2 separate regions of the Homo sapiens genome follow, and region 1 is linked to region 2. The links are chromatin contacts, found by Hi-C or POLR2A ChIA-PET in ENCODE. All regions are on one chromosome and are shown on one strand. The core of a region is the stretch at or near the end of the contact, and the rest is flanking DNA. Distances in the headings are between cores, read along the strand shown. Region 1 overlaps CAVIN1 (caveolae associated protein 1). Region 2 overlaps STAT3 (signal transducer and activator of transcription 3).

Region 1 (5,173 bases), core at 571-3,070, 43 kb after region 2:
CCCCCCCAGGGGGGCCTAACCGTGGAATCACTGCAATTTCCTCTGAGATCCCGACTTGGACAACCAGGACAGGGATTGACCATTCCCTTCCCATTCCACTCGGACTGTGTCCAAGCGGGGGTTGTCCACTGCGGGGGCTGCCTCCCCATCGGGTCCTAACAGCTCTAAGACTGGGAGTGGAGTTCCTGGAGGTGTGGGGAGGGGGGCGTGTTTTCAATTTAGAAAAATCTCAGCCAGCTCGAGCCGAGAGAGAATGCGAAAGAGGAAGTTCGGAAGGAGCGAGGAATGGGGTGGGTGGCAGCGGGGGCGGCTCAGTCGCTGTCGCTCTTGTCCACCAGCACGGCGTCCGACTCCTCGGTGATCTCCAGCAGCGCGTGCACGTCGGGGCTGCTCCCGCGCCGCAGGTCGCCGGCCTCCCCGCGCTCCGCGCCGCCCTCGTCGTCGTCGGCGCCCACCTCCACCATCTCGGTGGCCTTGAGCACTTCCACCTGGCCCTCGCGGATCTTCTTGACGTGGAAGGTGAAGGGTGGCACCTTGTAGACCGCGGTCTTGGAGCGCGCGTACACCACGTGGTCGGGCGTGAAGGATTTGCGCAACTTGTCCCGCGACGTCTTCAGTTTCTCGCGCCGCTCGGCGGGCACCAGGCGCGTGCCCAGCTTGTTCATGCGCTTCTCCAGGGTGTGCCGCGTCTTCTCCAGGTTTTCCTTGGTCTTGAGGCGCGTCTTCTCCAGGTTCTCGCGGGTACGCACCTTGGTCTTCTCCATCTTCTCCTTGGAGAAGGCCTTCTTGAAGTCGTCCACGCGCCGCAGGCCGCTGCGCTTGATACGCTCTGCGCGGGACTCCTCAATAACCTCCTCAACCTCCACCGCCTCGTCCGACGAAAGCTCCAGCGCCGCTGCGTCCTCCTCGGGCCGCTCGCCCTCGCCCAGCTCCTCGCCCTCCTTCTCTGGCAGCGCCTCCGACTCTTTCAGCGATTTGCTGATGCTCAGTTTGGCCGGCAGCTTCACTTCATCCTAAGGGAAGAGGAGAAGGGACATGAGAGGCGTCGGAGGAGGCGGATGTGGGCGAGCCTGAGTCAGGGTGGTGACGATCCTGGAGAGAGGGGAGCATGGGACGCTCGTGGTCCCCAGGAAACTGGCGGGCGCTCAATAAATGTGTGTAGGCTCACGCCTGTAATATTAGCGCTGTGGGAGACCGAGGCAGGAGGATGGCTTGAGTCCAGGAGTTCGAGACCAGCCTGGGCAACATATCACCCATCTCCGGCCCCCCAACCCCGCGTCGCCATTCTTTCTCTCTCTCTCTCCTTGTTTTTTTTTTTTTTTTTTTTTTTAAACGGAGTCTCGATCTGTTGCCGAGGCTGGAGTGCAGTGGGCGCGATCTTGGCTCACCGCAACCTCCGCCACCCGGGTTCAAGCAATTCTCCTGCCTCAGCCTCCCGAATAGCTGGGATTACAGGCGCCCGCCACCACGCCGGCTAAATTTTGTATCTTTAATAGAGACGGTGTTTCTCCATATTGGTCAGGCTGGTCTCGAACTCCCGACCTCAGGTGATCCGCCCGCCTCGGCCTCCCAAAGTTCTGGGATTACAGGCGTGAGCCACTGCGCCCGGCCTCGCGCCGCCATTCTCTAAAAAACATGTGTGTTGAACGAATGGTGACTAAACAGACCGCGGGAGCAGGGGACCAAACTTCGGGTCGGAGATGGGGTTGCGTAATAATTGCACTTGGGCTAAAATCTCTGTGGTCGTCCAACCCTGTCCTGATCCCTTTCCACCCGTAGATGATATTAAACCACTACGGCCCTCGGGAGACACAGCTCCACTTTGGAAATGGGCGGAGCGCCCTCTGGTGCCGCAAATCGCACACTGCCCGAGCCAGGCCGAAAAGCAAGTGGTGGGAGTGTCTAAGTTGAAAGCGGGTAGGGGTTTGAGCCCACAGCTGCACCTACCCACCCAAGCAGGTAAAGTAAAGGAAGTGCATTTCCTAGACTCAAGCTATTTCTTTTTTTTTTTTTTTTTGAGATGGAGTCTCGCTTTGTCGCCCAGGCTGCAGTGCAGTGACACGATCTCTGCTGACTGCAACCTCTGCCTCCCAGGTTCAAGCAATTCTCCTGCCTCAGCCTCCTGAGTAGCTGGGACTGCAGGCATGCGCCACCACACCTGGCTAATTTTTTTGTATTTTTAGTAGACTCGGGGTTTCACCATGTTGGTCAGATTGGTCTCGAACCCCTGACCTCAAATGATCCACCCGCCTTGGCCTCCCAAAGTGCTGGGATTACAGGCATAAGCCACTGCTCCTGGCCTCAAGCTATTTCAGAACCAGCCTTAGAGATGGAGAACTGTGGTCCACCCTCCCCCACCTCCACCTTCTTTGACTCCTTCATACTGTTTGGCTCCACCAGTGGTCATTCTCCCCCTCCCCCACATTTAGAAATTGATATTGGAAAGAGGAAGAAGCTGGCTGGGAGCCACGGACATGTTTTCTCCCCAGTCTGGACATTTCTTCTGGTTGTGACTTCCCTACTTTGGGATAGAAGAGAGATTACTTTTCAATTCTTGCTTTCCCTACCCCCTGCCCCCAGCACAAAGCCTGAGCTCAGGGGTCTAGGAGTAGGATGGGTGGTCTCAGATTCCCCATGACCCTGGAGCTCAGAACCAGTTCTTTGCTTTTCTGTCTTCTCCTTGGAGGACTTAGCACCAGAACTGCTTTCCATTCCGGGAAGATTTTCCAAGATCTTGACTCTGGCCAACATTTCAGAATCTCTGGATCACTCCCTCCCCCACCTCCACCCTCATCAGAGAGCAGGGGAGGCTGAGCACAGAAAGGGAAAGGGCAGACCAAGATCATCAATAGGATCTCTTTGGCCCAGACTCCCTTTAGTGACTTCAAATGAAGGAACGAGAGATAGTCGCTTTTCTAAAGGGTTTTCTGAAGACCATTTCCCAGAATTATAAGAAAAATCCTGTCCCCTAAGAAATTAAGGCAACATAAACTGAGTCCTCTCACTGACACCACACACACACACCCCTATACATAGGCTGCTCGGTATCTCTGCACCACCTGCTACAGAAATTCCTTCCCCAGCCCCCAACCTCTTTCCTCTTCCCTCCCATCAACATCCCCCCAGAGTTTCCTGGTTTACACTGAAAACTAGGAACACCCTCTCCCAACTTCCTTCCCTTCTTGTCAATAGCATTAGCAGGGACAAAGAGGGAATGCTGGCTCCACCTCTTCTCTCATCTGGGCATCAGCTCTGCTGGGCACCAAGCCACCTCCAGCTCTCTGTTACCCAACTACACCTCCCAGCAGGCAAGGTGACCTGGGCACAGGGCATGCTGGGACTTGTAGTCTCTACCTGCCATAGACGGCTTAGTGCAGATCATGGGCAATCCTAGGGCATTTTGTTTATCCCTCTGCCTCTTATCATTCACTGAGGCATTGAAGGGTGTTTTCCTTGTTCTGAGTGTAGGAGAGTCTCAACTTCTCTTTGCATTCCCTCTGATTTCCAGTCATTCACTTTGGGGCTCCTACAATCACCCTTACCCTGCCTGCTACTGGAGTGCATATCATTTAAGACTTATACATCATTGTAGGATCTAAACCCTCTTCATCCATCTCCACCCAGAATTTACCTGCAGCCCCAGTATATATATATATTAAAAAAAATTCAGCTCTGATCTTTCCTTCATAACCTCCCAGACTTAAAAACCCACCCACGCCCCACCAAAGGGTGGAGAGAGCCCCTCCTTTCACTAAACTCAGACAATGTGAATAGGCTAGGGAGGGATTAAGGGTGACAGGCAGGGAATAGTCAGGAAACAGCCCCAGCTGCTGGAAAACAAATCCACTTTGTCTCTCTGCCCTACCCCCAGCATCCCCCGCTTCTCCCCTACCCCTGCTGCCTGCTCCACCCCACCCCTAAAGGCTGAGCTGGCTGGTTTTCCTGGCCTGTGGCTTCCTAGATAAAGGTCTTTGCCAGCTGAACTTGGAAGTGAATGGGACTGGGGAGAGAGCTGCAGACTTCTTATAGCCAATGCCATCTTCCTAGTGCCTCATGAAAGGTCTCAAACTACAACATAAGGAAGCAATCCTAGTGAGAGGAGGTTTTTGTTTTTTAGTTTTTTTGTTTTTTTTGAGATGGAGTTTTGCTCTTGCTCCCCAGGCTGGAGTGCAATGACACGATCTCGGCTCACCGCAACATCCGCCTCCTAGGTTCAAGCAATTCTCCTGCCTGGGCCTCCCAAATAGCTGAGATTACAGGCATGTGCCACCACACCTGGCTAATTTTGTATTTTTAGTAGAGACGGGGTTTCTCCATGTTGATCAGGCTGGTCTTGAACTCCCAACCTCATGTGATTCGCCCTCCTCAGCCTCCCAAAGTGCTGGGATTACAAGCCTAAGCCACCGTGCCCGGCCTTTTTTTTTTTTTTTTTTGAGACATGGTCTCACTCTGTCACCTAGGTTGGAGTGCAGTGGCGCGATCTCGGCTCACTGCAACCTCTGCCTCCTGGGTTCAAGCAGTTCTCCTGCCTCAGCCTCCCAAGTAGCTGGGATTACAGGCATGCACCACCACACCTGGCTAGTTTTTGTATTTTTTGGTAGAGACAGGGTTTCACCATGTTGGCCAGGCTGTTCTCAAACTCCTGACCTCAAGGGATCCTCCCACCTCGGCCTCCCAAAGTGCTGGGATTACAGGCACGAGCCACCGCATCTGGCCATTTTTGTGTTTTTGTTTGTTTGTTTTGAGATGGGGTCTTGTTCTGTCAACCAGGCTGAAGTGCAGTGGCATGATTACAGGTCACTACAGCCTCAACCTCCTGGGCTCTAGTGATCCTCCCACCTCAGCCTCCCAAGTAGCTGGAACTACAGGCGCACGCCACCATGCCCAGCTAATTTTTGTAGTTTTTGTACAGGCAGAGTCTCACTATGTTGCCCAGGCTGGTCTCAAACTCCTGGGCTCAAGTGATCCCCTTGCCTCGGCCTCCCAAAGTGCTGAGATTTCTCGCATGAGCCACTGTGCCTGGCCAAGGGGAGGTTTATTCCTGGATTTAGAAATCTCTCCAGACCAGTAAGGGATCTGGGGGCTCTAACCCCATTCATCGTAGGCTTCCCCTGGAGTGACGGCTTACACCATAGGAGCTGCCTTCTTGGTGGAAGGTCAGGGGACAGGAGAC
Region 2 (5,131 bases), core at 640-3,139:
AACCAGGGTGTGAGGAGTTGAAGACCTTGAATATTTTGCTCAGCAAGAAGATGCAGGCAACAGGAGTGAGGTTAGGAGAGAAAAACATGAATTACAGAAGAGTGGCCCCTCAAATACCTGGAAATCTGTACGAGAAAGGATAAATCACTCTAGGACTAGAACCTGTCTCCTCACAACATCTTCTCCCAAATTCTTCCCCATGAAGTAATACAGAGGTCTCCACCCTGGCTGACACTAAAAAATATATACAGCAAGAAAGATGCCTGGGAACCAAACCAGTGCCAAATTGGAACCTCTGACAGTGGGACCAGGTTTCAAATTTCGAAAGCTACGGCTGGGCACGGTGGCTCACACCTGTAATCCCAGCACTCTGGGGGGCCTAGGTGGGTGGATCAGCTGACGTCAGGAGTTCAAAACCAGCCTGACCAACACTGTGAAAGCCCACCTCTACTAAAAAATACAAAAACATTAGCAGGCATGGTGGTGGATGCCTGTAATTTCAGCTACTTGGGAGGCTGAGGCAGGAGAATCTCTTGAACCCGGGAGGCGGAGGTTGCAGTGAGCTGAGATCACGCCATTGCACTCCAGCCTGGGCAACAAGAGCAAAACTCTGTCAAAAAAAAAAAAAAATTCCTCAGATGATGCTAAAGTGAGGCCAAAGAATAATAATAAATTTTTTCGTGATCATTAATAAATATAACGAGAACCTCGAAATCAGAGCAGAGATCAGGGCTCAACTCTGAATACGCCTCAGAATCTCCTGAGGAGCTCTACAAAGCCAGGTGCCAGTTCTTAGCCCAGAACTAGCAAATAATAATCTCCAGGGTTCTAATGAAGCAGTACACTGTAGAGACTGTACAAGGAGACCACGGCAGAAGAGGAGGCTGGAGAAGGCTCTCCTGTCAAGATATCTGCACTTTCTTCCAAGGGCAATGGGGTAAGTCTTTGAAAAGCTTTAAACAGACAAGTGATAGTTTGATTTACATTTCAAAAAGATCCCTCAGGCTGCAATAATCCTGGTGGGAGGTCGTGGCTGCCCAATTTAGGTAGCAGCATTGTAAGTGTTTTGAGGCAGACATCCATCTTCTGTGACATTACAGAGCTACATGTGATGGGACTTGGTGACTGACTGAAGGGCAAAGGTGACTCAGAGAAAGGGAGGAGTAAGTGACAACCTCCCAGGTTCCTGTGGCATTTGGTATTCAGATGGCGGTCACATGCTCAGCATGGTAAATGTCATGGCAGGAGTGCCAACATTGAGAGGGCAATTGGGCCACACAGTCTCTAAAAACTGTTTGTTCTATAAATTACTGTCAAGCTCGATTCCCTCAAGACATTACAGCCACAGCAACTCAAAATAATACTGTAGGAAAAGCAAGTAGATATTTAACCAAAAAGGGTTCAGGGTTTGTACTCCAGCTGAATGGTAAAACCTGCCATCCCCTCAGGAAAAGAGGCAGAGGCAAGAGAAAAATCAGGCAGAAACATCAGAGCCAAAATGCATAGGGGGCCATGGCAAGAGCTGTTAACTGTCTCCCAACATCTGTGTGCTTGCCTCCAGGCCATTTTCCACACTGTGGGTAGAGAGACCTTTTCAAGACACAAACTTGATCTTGCCACACCCCTACTTAAAACCCTCCTGATGACTGCTCTGTTCTTAGGCTAAAAAACAAGATTTGTTATCTTAAGGCAGAATAGCATGGATTTGAATCCTGGTTCCACCACTTCGATCACTTAGCGTGTAGCTGGTGCCAGTTATTTATCCTCTTTGTGCCTTAATTTCCTCATCTATAGAAAGGGGAGAGAACAGTGCTTACCTCACAGGGTTGCTGTACAAATTCATCGAGCTAATGAACACGTAGCACTCAGGAGCCCAATAGCGTGCAGCATGTAAGTGTTTGTACTCATTACTAGCATGACCGACATCCTGGCTGGCTCTGCCCCTCTCGTATGGCTGGTACCAGCTGGTGGCTAAGTTCCTGGCACTCACTCTGCTCCTTCTTCAGGTCCTCAAAAACACCAGGCTCCTGCCTGCCACTGGCCCTCACACATGCCTTCCTTCTATCACCATCACCATGACTTGCACCCAAGTACTGTGACTCCATTAACTTGGACTCATAACCACTATGCTGGACTGAAAGCCCCATGAAGACAAGAAGAGTCTTGGCTTTTGCTCACTAGCGTGTCCTACCCTGAACCCTGGCATCCAGCATAGTGTCTGGCTCATAATAGGTGCTGAAAAAATAGGTATTGAATGAATGAACGACTGGAGTGAATTACAACTAAAGTGTGTAGCCAGGTTCTCCCAAGTGAGGACACTGCGCCCAATTAGAAAATATTCTGAGGAATAGGCCAACTCTTCCAGTTTTGCTGTTTGAAAAATTCAAGAATGATCAAGAATCACTGATTCAAGAATAATCCTTCAGTGATTCTTCAATAAGAGTAAAATCACAGCACTCCCCAGCTCAAAAACACACACTAACATCTCATTGTCCAATGCAAAATCTTTACCCTTATCTCAGGCTCTGTAACTACTCAGCCAACTTTAGCCCCTTCCAGTTCCTCTCTCCAGCCTACAGATGACTTTCATTTTTTGAGACAGGGTCTTGCTCTGTTACCCAGGCTGGAGTGCAATAATACGATCACAGCTCACTGCAGCCTCAACCTCCTGGGCTCAAGCAACCCTCCCACCTCAGCCTCCTGAGTAACTGGGATTACAGGCACATGCCACCATGTCTGGATAATTTTCTTTTTTTTTTTTTTTTGGTAGAGACTCAGTCTCACCATGTTGCCCAGGATGGTCTCGAACTCCTGGGCTCAAGTTGTCCTCCTACCTCGGCCTCCCAAAGTGCTGCGATTATAGGCATGAGCCATGGCACCCAGCCTCCAGGTGACTTTCATAAGTGTTGTCTTCCTTCAAGTCAACTTATCTCCTCCTTGCCCCCCACCCACAGACTTTGTTCCTTTTTCATATTTGTTCTTGCCTAAAATGCTTTTTTCTCTGGGTGGCGTTATCCATCCCTTTCTTGTGTCTGTCAGACAGGCTCTCCCTAACCCCACCCCTAGTCCAATGACTGCTTTCACTCTGAATCCCCACGGTACATATATAAGCATCTGAGGCTCTTTCCTATTGGCTTTGATTCTACCTCCTTCACTTGAGGAGCAGCTCTCTGCTGGCAACCACGTACCATCCTGATTTAGAACTTCCCACAGGCTAACTTAAGACACCAAATAAACACTTGCACACACACATAACCACCACCTCCCATTACAGAAGTACACCTCCCCTACTGAACAGATGATGGCCACGATACTGAAAAGCATGGCATCAACATGACAACTGCATCCTGAAAGATCAGCCTATATATAGGTTTGGTTATCTTGAATTTCGAGTTTGGAGAGAAGCAAAGTATTTTTCTAATAAACTGTGAATGCTGAGGAATTCACCTTCATAGGAGTCAGAAACAGGCTGCCAAACTTTTCAAAAGAAAAACAGTGGTAGGTTGAGCAAGCACATTGTCATGTCAGATTTTCCAGGCTCGAGGGCCACTGAAGGGAGAAGAGCGAGTAGCTGGAAAAAACCTGTGGGTACTGTTATCTTTGGCCAAAGCTCAAATAAAAGAATCACAAAAACATCCACTGATCTAAAATGCTATGTAAGTCATTAATATTCATCTAAGAGAGGCAACTGAAATAAAGCAGATAAAGAGAACTTAAGCCATTCTCTTACCTCAGCCTCCCAAGTAGCTGGGATTACAGGTGCCCGCCACCACACCTGGCTAATTTTTGTATTTTTCGTAGAGATGGAGTTTCACCATTTTGGCCAGGTTGGTCTCAAACTCCTGACCTCAAGTGATCTGCCTGCCTTGGCCTCCCAAAGTGTTGGGGTTACAGGCGTGAGCCACTGCGCCTGGCCAAGAATTTAAATTTCTGAGTCTCAAAGTCATAAACCTATAATATGGCTCAATGCTTACCTCAGTGCTTACTGGAGAGAAGGAAGATTCTTTTCTCAAATTTATTCAGGTCACTTTCCCTATACGAAATACTAAGGTAGTCCTGGTCACTTACATGGAACAATATACCTGGGGCTGACGATGCTTGGATATATAGAAGTCCTTCAGTCAAAGGAACTATGAACTTTTGAGGCAGAACCTCAAATTCAGAAGGCATTTGTGGTGGTTGGATAACATGGCCCTAAATTCTCTCATTATGCCCCACTCTCTGAGAGGAGGGGGTCTTTGTTCCCTTCCTTTGAATCTAGCTAAGTCCATAACTGTTCCAACCAATAGAGCATGCTGAAAGCGGCGAGATGTCATTTCCACCTGATTTCATTGGAAGTCTCATTCTCCAGAACCAGCCACATTCTGTGAGAAACCCAAGGCAAAAGGGGAGGCCACAAGTAGGCACGTGGTCTACAGTCTCAGCTGAAATCAGCCTTTGAGTCATCGCAGCCCAGACATCAGATACAGGAGTAAAGAAAATTCCAGATGATTATTACCCCCAGCCGCTTGAGTTTTCTCAGTGAGACCTCAGACATCGCAGAGCAAAGACAAGCCATCCCTGCTGTTATCTAAATTCCTGCCCACGGCATCTTCGAACATAGTCAAATGATTGCTGCTTTAGGCCACTAAGTCTGAGCTGGTTTATTGCATTCGGCAACTAGAACAACATTTTTACTAACATAGTGATTGAATGTAGACTTAATAATGAAAGAGTCCAACTTCCATAAGAAAAAAATTCATAATTTTAAAGGAAGAGGCTTTGCTGTTAAAGTTTTTTTTTTTTGTTTTTTTTTGTTTTTTTTTTTGAGACGGAGTCTTGCTCTGTTGCCCAGGATGGAGTGCAGTGGCGTGATCTTGGCTCACTGCAACCTCCACCTCCCGGGTTGAAGTGATTCTCCTGCCTCAACCTCCCAAGTAGCTGGGACTACAGGTGCCCGGTACAACGCCTGGCTAATTTTTGTATTTTCAGTAGAGACAGGGTTTCACCATATTGGCCAGGCTGGTCTCAAACTCCTGACCTTTTGATCTGCCCACCCCAGCCTCCCAAAGTGCTGGGATTACAGGCATGAGCCACCGTGCCCGGCCTGTTAAAGCTATTTTAATAGTAAACTTATTTTCTCTATGCACTC

Evidence for each region. A loop is a pair of places that touch in the nucleus more often than their neighbours do. ChIA-PET counts read pairs that join two places held with the same protein, here RNA polymerase II (POLR2A). Pooled maps may share reads with other maps.
Region 1: a loop to region 2 is called in a map of CD14-positive monocyte, with 2.2 times the contacts of the local background. The contact joins two enhancer-like sites. A Hi-C loop is called at or near these places in 3 of 168 maps with a recorded cell type or tissue (CD14-positive monocyte, CD8-positive, alpha-beta T cell and HepG2) and 2 of 50 pooled maps. POLR2A ChIA-PET finds 5 or more read pairs at or near these places in 11 of 52 experiments (BJ, GM12878, HCT116 and 8 more).

What each region holds. Positions count from the first base shown.
Region 1 is chr17:42,404,376-42,409,548 of GRCh38, forward strand. It overlaps CAVIN1 (caveolae associated protein 1), which reads right to left. Exons shown (of 2, transcript NM_012232.6): 2 at 1-1,013. The coding sequence ends at 312. Among named protein-coding and RNA genes, the nearest start is that of CAVIN1, 16 kb to the right of the region's middle. RefSeq lists an enhancer at 1,936-1,985. Within about 2 kb of position 1,821, at least 26 of the 41 ENCODE cell types and tissues checked have a DNase peak (open chromatin) inside an H3K27ac peak, as active enhancers do.
Region 2 is chr17:42,360,867-42,365,997 of GRCh38, forward strand. All of the region lies in intron 1 of STAT3 (signal transducer and activator of transcription 3), which reads right to left. Among named protein-coding and RNA genes, the nearest start is that of STAT3, 25 kb to the right of the region's middle. Within about 2 kb of position 1,890, at least 7 of the 41 ENCODE cell types and tissues checked have a DNase peak (open chromatin) inside an H3K27ac peak, as active enhancers do.